Linked DNA regions of Homo sapiens: region 2 is linked to region 1. The links are chromatin loops, found by intact Hi-C in ENCODE. Cell type or tissue: OCI-LY7. All regions are shown on one strand. Each heading gives the region's core, and the rest is flanking DNA. Links, peaks and the distances in the headings are about the cores only. Region 1 holds the start of STXBP5L (syntaxin binding protein 5L). Region 2 has its middle 34 kb from the start of LINC02049.

The links. Hi-C counts contacts between places; a loop is a spot of excess contacts. Peaks named below come from ENCODE experiments on the same cell type or tissue, not always from the same donor. Only the 100,000 strongest peaks of a DNase experiment are listed, where the experiment ranks them.
Region 2: a loop joins it to region 1, with 6 times the contacts of the local background. A loop is called at or near these places in 1 of 110 quality-filtered maps.

What each region holds. Positions count from the first base shown.
Region 1 is chr3:120,905,166-120,910,545 of GRCh38, forward strand. STXBP5L (syntaxin binding protein 5L) reads left to right here and starts at 3,040. Exons shown (of 27, transcript NM_001308330.2): 1 at 3,040-3,169; 2 at 4,406-4,602. The coding sequence starts at 4,414. LOC105374069 (a long non-coding RNA gene) reads right to left here and starts at 2,928. Exons shown (of 6, transcript XR_924399.4): 1 at 2,864-2,928. RefSeq lists a silencer at 2,872-3,111. In OCI-LY7, for the core only: no CTCF peak of the experiment used is centred there; DNase peaks (open chromatin) are centred at 3,016, 3,826 and 4,606; H3K4me3 peaks cover 2,806 bases; H3K27ac peaks cover 1,808 bases.
Region 2 is chr3:120,799,228-120,804,607 of GRCh38, forward strand. No RefSeq gene overlaps it. Among named protein-coding and RNA genes, the nearest start is that of LINC02049, 34 kb to the right of the region's middle. In OCI-LY7, for the core only: no CTCF peak of the experiment used is centred there; DNase peaks (open chromatin) are centred at 2,424 and 2,964; H3K4me3 peaks cover 2,149 bases; H3K27ac peaks cover 2,839 bases.

The sequences.
Region 1 (5,380 bases), core at 264-5,263:
TAGAATTATTATTATCTCTATATACAATGGATTATTTACATATGGTTTTGTCAATTTTGCTTAGTTTTCTGTAACCCTAGCCAGTTAAATTTTCTTCTCTGTGTGAAGTGCCACACATGTACATACTTTCTACAATTATTTAATTATTTTGCAGGTGTGGAAAGGCAGCCTCTCTTAGCTTCATTGTTGGCTTGAGTCCAAAATCACGAACACTTAAAGTGAGTTGTAACATATTTTCAACACACATCCTAAAAATCCTTCTGATGTAGTAGATTTATTTAAATGCTTTGATGATTTTGCTCCATGGATCAAGCTGAAAGTATTTTTCTTTTTGCAGTTCTTCATACTTGTCATTTTAGGAAGAAATCAAGCCTTATTCAGAAGCTGTACCTCAGCCATTCCTCTCCACAAAGTATTCTTCCAGTTTGCAGTGAATGATAAGGGGTCATCATTATTATTACCCGATCCAACTCTGAAGTTTCTCACATTATTTATAAAATATATGCTGTGGTCTGGTCTCATTGCTGTTAATAGATGGTTTATAAAATAACATCTTATTGCTTTTTAATTAATCCAGGATGAAATTTACTTCCATAGATATTTCATTATGCTTCTCTCACCTAGTAAGATTTTTAGGCTATTGTTTCTGCTGTCTCCTCATACACACAATGTACTCTGCCTCTTGCTTAATTCTATCCTTTGCTCACAGTTTGTGAATTGGCATCACAATATCCTGTGTGCACAGGCTCTCTGAGACTGCAATTATGTTATGATTTTTACTTGCTGCCATTCATTCAAATTAATATTCACTGGGCACTTACTATGTAGAAGACATTATGCTATTCACTGTGGAGGAACACAGATATTTGAAATAATCCCAAATAGTCCACAATCTAAGCATCCTAATGATCATATTTTTTTAGGCTTCCAATATTTATTTGGAAACATGAATACATTTTGACTTGGCTTTTCTCCCACTTCCTATACCTATTTGTTGTCCCATCTAACTCAGGCAGTCCATTGAATTCTCTCCAGGGTCCTCAAGAAGGATCTCTGTCAATCTTTTGTGTACTTTTTTCCTCAGCTCTCCCCCAATTTTTAGAATAAAGACCATCATTTAGTTTGTGATAATATGGTGCTAGTGATGATCAGTTTAAGAGGTTTTGTTTGCAAACATTACATCTCACTTTGCTGAATTGGGGCTATTCTCCTTCTTCGCTCCCATCAAAATGTCAAACCACTACTTGCTATAGGCTTGCTTTCATTTATTAGAAAAATGAAAACTCAGCCACTTTATTATAACCCTCCTTGCCTCTGTTTTTAAAAAGAAAAGACAGACATAAAACAAGGAAAGCAAACTCTTTATCCTTAACTAGCGTCCATACTTTGAGGTGAGCAATGGGCCAGGAAGAAGAGAAGAAAAAAGGTGGAAAAGAGTAAAAAGATACCTGTTGTTAGGGACCCAATACAGAATTTGGAACCCTACCAAGATCTAGTTTGTGTCAGACATATCACTTATTTCCACCATTATTTTTACCCCTTTCAAACATTATGTAATTGGGTACCAACTCATATATCTTTAATAAAAAATATTAATAAACCAACTCTTCAGAACCCTTTACGTGCCTATTTTAAGTGAAATATTGTGCCTGGTGCTAAATAATCTAGGAGAAATATACAATTCCATGCTTGCCTTCAAGAAGGTTACTGTCTAGCTGTGGCAATGAGAGACTACCAGCAGTGTAGGGAGTCCCAAAAGGAGTGAAATAGTCATTCAGGACAGAAAGATTCAACGTTGAGCTGAGGATCTGAAAAACTGAGCTCTATTTCATCTTTACCATTTCTTTGCTATGTCCTTGGACAAGTCATCATCCTTCAAGTCTCCTGCTTCCTCCTTCCCACTCTCTCCCTTGATTGAGAGAAAAGAGAGAGAGAGAAGAGGAGAGGTGAAAAAGAAGAAAAAGAAGAAAAGAAAAAAAGAGGTCAAAGATTGTAAGATGTAAGACAATATTTGAAATGATCACTAATGAGTTCTGTTGTGATGCCCAAATTGAAGTCTCAGTTAGCTGTGACCCGCTGAACTGCCATTCATTTCGCAAAGACATCGGGGTCCAAATTTTCCCGAAGTCAATAGCAGGTGAGGGCTCAGAACCAAATCTATCCTGATACAGTTTTTTTTTCTGCACTGAATAATACATCTTTCAAAATGATTATTGTGACTCACAGAAATAGCTTAAAATATATTCTTGATACGGTTTACAGAGTGAGAAATATTTCTTTAAAGAAATTAAATATCTTTGTATATGTGAGGATGATGGGGAAGGAGTAATTCTACTTACTAGAGAGCAAGGTAAGCAATCAATTCCTTAGGCTCTAGAAGGCTATATATTCTGAAACTGTTGAAATACAATTCTCCTTGGCAGATACGAACCATTAAGCCATTATTGGTAACAGCAGGGGTTAATCACAGATACAAGTTGAGTGCAGGTAGCAGGAGAGTGATGGGAGCCAGATAGATGCTCCTGAAGACCGGGAAGAGGCTCGCAGAAGTGAAAAGGTGCAAAACACTTGCTCAGTTCACCATACTGTCCAGAGCCATACCTAAGGTAAGCAACGCTTCCCGCATCCTCAGACTCCAGGCGTCCAAATTCGCACGCTTGCAGGCATTCTATTGATTCACACTTGAGTCCTTCAACAGGTAGCGCCAATTACATCCCCCAGAGCACGACCCCCAGCATACTGGCCAATACCGCTGTCAATCAAATACCTCACCTACTTCTCTAAATTCCCCCCTCCCACTGTCATTGGCTTTACCTTCGGCCTATCCACAGATTTCTTCTGCCCTGGAGACCACAGAACTTACCCTATCGAATCTAGGATTGGCGCCGAAGCTACTCCCGCCCTTTGACGTCCCCGGGCACCCCGCCCCCTTCACCTCCCAGCTTTGCCGGGGAAGAAGCAGGGCGGGGCAAGCTAGGGGCCGGCCCGGGGGCGGGGCCTGCCTCCCACGGCGGGAGGGCGGAGCCTGCTCTGGAGCCTGACTGCTCGGTTAGGACCTCGGAGAGCGCCAGGCGCCGCGACCAGAGGGCCCAGAGAAGCGGCCGGAGCCCGCCTACCTCGGCCCCCTCAGCTTCCCGGGCTGGCAGGCGGCTAGAGGCGTCTGAGGAAGGTGCCTAAGTCCTGGGTCAGATAGTCATCCCTCTGGGACGCCGCCGCCGCTGCCGCCGTCCAGCTGTGGCTCCCTCGCACCTGTGTGTGTCTGTGTGAGTGTGTGTGTGTGTTTGAGAGAGAGAGAGACAGAGAGAGACAGAGACAGAGAGCGAGCGCACCAGCGCGCGAATGCCCGTGTGAGGGTGTTTGTGTGTGTTCTGGCTGGGAGCGCGAATGCCTCGGCGTGAGGTGTTTGTGTGTTCGCGCGCCCGCGGGCGGGCGAGAGCCCCGCGCCTCAGCGCTGGGCCTGGGGGAGGGACAGCGGGAGCGGCGGCTCTGCGCGCCCAGCAGGCTGAGGCGGGACTCGGGCCGCAGCCGTCGCCGCCACCGCTTCACGTCCCCCGAGAGCGGCTGCCGTGCAGCGGGGAGAGCGGACGGCGGGCGGGCGAACAGGCGGGAGAGCGCGGCGGCGGCTGCGGGCAGAGGTGGAGGGAGGGGAGCAGGAGATGGGGAGAGGGGGGAAAGAGGACGCGGGGAGGGAGATGAGGGGGAGGTGAGGGGGAGGCGGAGGGACAAGTGGAAACAGACGGTGTCGCCGTTCTCCTCCTCCCCCCCTCCCCGGCAGCTGTTGCTGTGGGTCACTCGCAGATGTTTTGGGGTCCGGGCTGCTGGGGGATGGGGACTAGAAAAAGTACCCCCCTCCCCGCCTTTCATAGTGACAAAAAAGGAAGCGTTGAAGCTGATGGGGGAAGAGCCCGGAAGGTGGTGGCAGAGTAAATACCGGCTCCCCCAACGTCGTTTTTCTGAAAATAAAATACTCTGAGCCGAACGTTTCGAAGAAGGAAAGTCCGCCCTTAAGAGAGAGACAGAGTCTTGGTCTGTTGAACTCTGGTTTGATTGTATAATAATGATGATATAATGCTAATGACGATGATGACACTGCCTTTTATTTTTACCCCAGTGCTGATAAAGCGTAGTTACAGCTGGGGATACAGTCCTTGAAAATCTGATGTGTGAGGAGGGAATACTGTTGCTTTTGGAGTTGTGTTATATTTATCTTTTTTTAAAAAGGATATGCTTTTTAGAATTAAAATTTGGCAAAACGAATCCTGACTCTTTTTTTCCAGTCGGTCGTAACCAATGCTCATAAAATGGGGACTGACTTGACTAATGAAAAGAGAAAGGCTTTTACCAAGGTCTAATTGCACGTGTTAAGTCACCTCTTTCCCTTTTTTTCCTTTGTATTTCTCAACAGTGTTTAAAATGAAGAAGTTTAATTTCCGAAAAGTTTTGGATGGCTTAACTGCCTCCTCCCCTGGCAGTGGTAGCAGCAGTGGCAGTAACAGTGGTGGTGGGGCTGGAAGTGGTTCCGTACATCCGGCGGGGACTGCAGGGGTTCTCAGAGAGGAAATTCAGGAAACTTTGACTTCGGAGTATTTCCAGATTTGCAAGGTAAGTTTTGAATTGGCTTAAAGCCTATTATTTCTTTATTATACTGTTGTAAGGAAACAAGGGGGGAAAAACATACCAGGAACAGGAAACTGTTGAGATGTCAGCATCAGAGTCTGCTGCAGAAAGCTCTGTGGGTAGATCAGTTTGGCTTAATAGATATTTTAGGCGTCAACTTAAAAAGCAATGATAGTTTAAGTGGGAAATGAGCACACACAAAAAGTAGAATTTGCAAGATAATGTTAAGATCCAATAGTGGACAAAATTTTTAATATTTGTGTATTATATTAACTGAAGAAGCAAATAGTCGTTTGGTTTTTTGTGTTATCAGAGAAAATATTGTTATTTCACTGTTCAGTATGAAATGAATAAAGCTACTAGCATGTTGCTAGGATTAAGTAGATAATAGGAAAATATGTTCATTTTAAGGGGGCCAATGACATTGCTTTAAAATTCCGAATAAAAACACCTTCACATTCTTAAACTCTTCATAAATACACAAACAGACAAATGCACAGGCTTATAAGAACTTGCAGTTGTAGGAACTCAAAAATAGCGGGTGTTCTGGTTTAGTAAGAAAACATTTTATGTAATTATACTTTGATATTGAACTTCTAATGAATATGCAAAAGAGAGTTTCTGGTAGGTAGAGAAGATGAGAGTTTATAAAACAAGCATTAGGTTAATGCATAGAGATATTGTTATTGCTATATTTGTTATATTTTATGACATAAAGTGATTTATAATTTTATTGCCCTTTTTTGAGTTGTCTTGGAATGTG
Region 2 (5,380 bases), core at 119-5,118, 110 kb before region 1:
AAGACGACTTTGCATATTCTGATCAGATCCATTACAGACTGATTGTATAGATTAACTCTCAGAACAAAATATTATTTCCTAGTTCTCAAAGGCCAATCGCTGTTGTATCCTTGAGCTTGCTTCCTTCATTCTTTCTTTCCTTCCCTCTTTCCTTCTTTTCCTTCCTCCCCCCACCCCTCTCCCTTACATAAATATTTATAAATACATAATGCATAAGGAAGCTTACCAAGAGGAGGCTGTAGCAGTTGACACTCCAAGAGCCAAAACCAAAAGCTGCTGTTAGGTGATAATAGACTTGGAGGATTAGGATATATAAGCCTGGTGCACAGACCGCTCTAAGGCCAGCCAGTAATACCAAGGCCTGACATTGAACAATCTTGAGATAATTTCTCTGTGGTAAGCAACCCTGGGCCTTGGCATACTTCCTGAGCTGATGTCCTGTAGGAAACAACATTATGCTCCCAAGTGACCTTGAGGGAAACTCCAAGAACCATGTTTCCGTCCCGCTCATGACAAAGCAGACAGCCGTCTTTCCTCTCAAATATGGCTCCCATGTCGCTAGCACCTGGCAGTGCCTTGCTTCCAGCAGAGCACCAAAATCAGGACAGCAAAGTGAGAGTCAAATCTAAGGAGGGGTGCCAATGTGTGATGGGCATCTCTTTATACCAGGTTCTGTGTTCCCATACTATATATCCTATGCACCACAAAAATCACTGAAACAGGTTTCGGTATCTCCATTTTCTAGATGAAGAAATTGAGGCTCAAAGGGACTAAGTAACTTGCTAAATAAAGGTCATGCCAGCAGTTAAGTGGTGGAATTGGGATTTGAATCCAAGCTCACTCCGTTCCAAATTCTATGTTCTTTCCATAATCCCATGCTGCTGAGTAAACAGGGAGGTTGGAAGTGGGAGTTTTGAACATAAGCTTCATTTGCTATTCATACTAATTTATAGATAATTTTTATAATTTCTCTATACAGAATGACATATATAAATACATTTTTTTTCAAATATTCCATAACAACTATCACATTCCTACATATAAAATATACTAGCATCTAAATCTGCATTTGGTTAATCCTGATTCTTTTCTCAGGGGGAAAAAGGCGGCTATAATTAGGGATAGGATTGGGAGTCAGGATATCTAGTTTATAGTCCTGGCTCTGCCTTTCACTCACTGTGTACATTAGGAAATTCCTTTTTTCTTCCTGAGCCTCATTTTCATCATCTGTCAAAGGAAGGGTTGGATTAGATCTTTTACATGCTAGGATTCTAAAAATCTAGTAACACTGTTACCATGTTTCTTAATTGTTTTAGATCAAAGCACAGAAATTGAACAGTAGAAAAAGAAATCTGAACACATATATTAGAAGGCTATTTAATAATAACTAATTTTATTGAGCACTGTTTGTATGCCAGGGACTGTACTAACTAGTTTGTATTACTTATTTTGATTACTTCTTATCACATCAACTCTATTCTTATTTATCCATCTCTTAGGAATAGAGAGGTAAGTAATTTGCCCAAGATCACATGGCTGGTAAGAGGAGAAGCCAATGCTGAAATCCAAGCACAAGCCTAGGGCCAGCTCCTAAATATAGTCCTAGCTTCCACTCTTGCTTTACAGCTCCCACTCTGATGACTGTGTAGGACATTTATGAAAGTTGCATTTGGATTATCTGATCTTGGGACATGAGGAAAAAAGGACAGCACATATCAGCCCATGTAAGGGAATTTCCTAGAGACTATTGTTATGATTATCTCCCTTGGGAAAGGGAGCTGTAAAAGTTATATAGAATATGTTCAGGTTCAGAGAGTCAACTGCATCAGAGAAAACATTATACTGGTCAACAGGCCCTGGACATAAAATTACTTCTATTCCTTAATATTATTAGTAAGCTTTGTTTTCCTAACACCAAGGTCATAAAAGTTAGGCCCCAGTTTCTCTGCCTGGGTTTAAGTAGGAGGAAATAAATCAAGAAGGAGAAGAACTTTTCTTGCTCTTACTGATCCTGTGGAGGTAAAGGCAAGTGGGAGGAAGGAATGGTTGCTGGCAGGTAGATCAAGAACTATCAAAGGCTGAGTCCTGTACAGATGGGGATGCTGTATTTGATATCCACCCTATTCAAATGATGCCTTGATAGCCACCTATTGCTTCTGATCTCCCTGGACAGGGAAGTTGGGTGGCAAGGCTGAGCCATGGTCTAGGATGAACTATAAAAACATTACGAACCATTTCTATCCCCAAAGGATAATACCTGGACAAAACTACAAGAATGTCCACTCTTGGGACCAGGGATGGAATAGAGATAGAGCTACCAGCAATGTCACTACTTCTTTCTGTTTTCTTCCTTGCTCACTACCCACATTAAGTAGGACTCTTTTTCTTTTTTGTGTGCTTTGTATTGCATGTCATGCAGGTGGGTTGGAGAGAAGTGAAAAAGGCTGTCTATAAATTGCTGTAGCTAATTTAGAAGTCATTTTGCATCGTGTACCCAAGCCTACACTTTCAATAATGTCAGAAAAGTTTGCTTTACTTTTGCAATGCATCGATAGGTTAAAAGGCATTTTTATTAAACCTACAGGTGACACAAAGCTGGAAAGTATACCTATAGCTACAGAGCTAAATCAGAATTCAAAATTGTCTAGACAGTCTGGAGTTTCTTGTCTAACTCAATAAGATGGAATATATCAGAAATAATTGCAGAATTCTATATTTAGGGTAAAAAGCAAACCATCATATAAGTTCAGGATGGAGATGATTACCCAAAGAGCATTTGTTCATATGAAAGGACTGGGGACTTTAATTATCCACAAGTTGAATATTTTCCAACATTATGATGTGTGTGCTGGAAAAAAACAACCCAGTCTTTGACTGCATGAAGGGAAGTGAAGGAGAGATTATAGGAAGCCCTGGTCCTAGTGCAGTGGGCTGTGGTCAGACCACACTGAAGTACTGGGTTCTCTGGTAGGTACCACAATTCTTGAGGGATTTTGACCAACTTGAAGAAAAGTAATGGGTTGGTAAGGGTCAGGAAGTCAGGAATAGTTGACATAAATGATCACATTTAGCCTAGAGAAGAAAAAAAAGTCAACCAAAGGAATACCATATCCTTGTCTGCAAATATTTAAAAGGCTCTTGTGTGACAGGCAGAATAAATTTGTTCTGCCCTGTCAAGATGTAGAGATAAAGAGCAGAAGTTAAAGAAGGCAGATTTCAGTACAACATAAGTAAGAGCTTTTCAATACCTGAGCCGTTGTCCTAAAGAGAGAGCTCCTAGCAACTAGAGGTACTACAGCTATGGCTACCTTGAAGGAGAGAGGTGAAGTGCGAAGAAGACGCCACTGTCTGTTTTGCCAGGACTGGATTCATTGCTCTTATTTCACTGATATTTCATATATATTCTTGGGCCTCAACTTGGAAGCCATCAATTTTGGCTGAAGAACCAGGCCTGAGGATTCATAGCCCATGACTTTCTGAGCAGGGACTACCACTTCGGAATGCCTGAGCTTATAATACAGCCCCTTCCTTAGGAATTATCTGAACAGTGAAACTCACTCTCTTGTACTTATCCATTTGCTTAATAACAGAAGGGCTCACTTTGCTTCTTGAGCATATATTAGGCACTTATTTTTTTTTAATTTTTATTTATTTTTTTGAGACAGAGTTTCACTCACTCTGTCACCCAGGCTGGAGTGCAGTGAGTGATGTGATTTCTGCTCACTGCAACCTTTGTCTACCAGGTTCAAGCAATTCTCCTGCCTCAGCCTCCTGAGTAGCTGGGATTACAGGCATACACCACTACACCGGCTAATTTTTGTATTTTTAGAAGAGGTGGGGTTTCACCCTGTTAGCCAGGCTGATCTCAAACTCCTGACCCCAAGTGACTCGCCCACCTTGGCCTCCCAAAGTGCTGAGATTACAGGCATGAGCCACCATGACTGGCCATGTATTGTTTCTGCTATAGAAATATTTTATTACTCCATAGACTGTACTTTTATTTCTTTGAATTTCATTTGTTAATATTTAGACACTTTTTTCTGCTTTTAAACACGATGAGCAGACCTTTGATAATATAATAATTTTAATAATAATTAGAATTGTTACATGAAAAGAAATGAAAGTTTCTGCTCTGAGGCTTGGCTGTGCTGTTAACAATAGTGCCAGGAAGCCAGGCGCGGTAGCTATGCCTGTAAACCCAGCACTTTGGGAGGCCAAGGCAGGCAGATTATGAGGTCAGGAGTTCAAGATCAGCCTGGCCAGCATGGTGAAACCCTGTCTCTGCTAAAATTACAAAAAAAAAAAAAAAAATTATCCGGGCATGGTGGCGTGTGCCTGTACTCCCAGCTACTTGGGAGACTGAAACAGGAAAATCGCTTGAACCCAGGAGGCGGAGGTTGCGTTGAGCTGAGATCACGCCACTGCACTCCAGCCTGGTGACAGAGCGAGACTCCATCTCAAAAAAACAAAAAACAAAAAACAAACAAACAATAATGCCAGGAGACATCACCCTGCAAGGTACATCTATTCAGCCCCTAAGAGAGTCACTATCATGCCCCAACCCATCTTTATCCTACTAGGAAAGGCAGGTAGTCTCATTCTTAAAATCCATCATCCAGGAGCTTAGGAGAAATAAAATCTGAATTTCTTTTCAGGAGATGTAAGAGATTGGAAAAACTTGTCCTTTTGTTTTTCACACACTACTCAACACAACACTTCTGACACTGGATGGGTGAATTATTTTCCCCATACACCAAATAATTTTCCACTGGACATGGGCGGGGGGGTCCTAAAATTCAGTTCTGACACATCTACCTAGAGTTAGAGTCAGATCTCACAGGTTGAGGGCTCAGCCTCTCAAGACTCCCTCTCACTTTAGATGCCAACTGCAAGTCCCAGGTTGCAGCCTGTACTCCTGACTGACTGGCTATAAATTAGGGTTCCCATAACCCCCCTCCTCAGGTTTTATTAATTTGTTAAAGTGGCTCACAAAATTCACGGAAACATATTTACCCATTTATTGTAAAGGGTTTTATAAAGGATACAGAAGAACAGTCAGATGGAGAGATACCTAGGGCAAGGCATGTGGGAAGAGGTGCAGGGCTTGGCAGACCACCCTCCAGGCACCTTTACGTAGTCAGCTCTCCAGTGGCTCCCTGAACCCACTTCCCTTGGGTTTTTATGGAGGCTTCATTACGTAGGCATGATTGATGGTATCACTGGCCATTGGTGATTAACTCAACTGTTAGCCCCTCTCCCCTCCTGGGAGGTTGAATGGTGGAACTAAATGTTCCAACCCTCTAATTACAGGATTGGTTCCCCTGGCAAACCAATAGAGATGGGGTTTTGCCATGCTGCCCAGTCTGGTCTCAAACTCCTG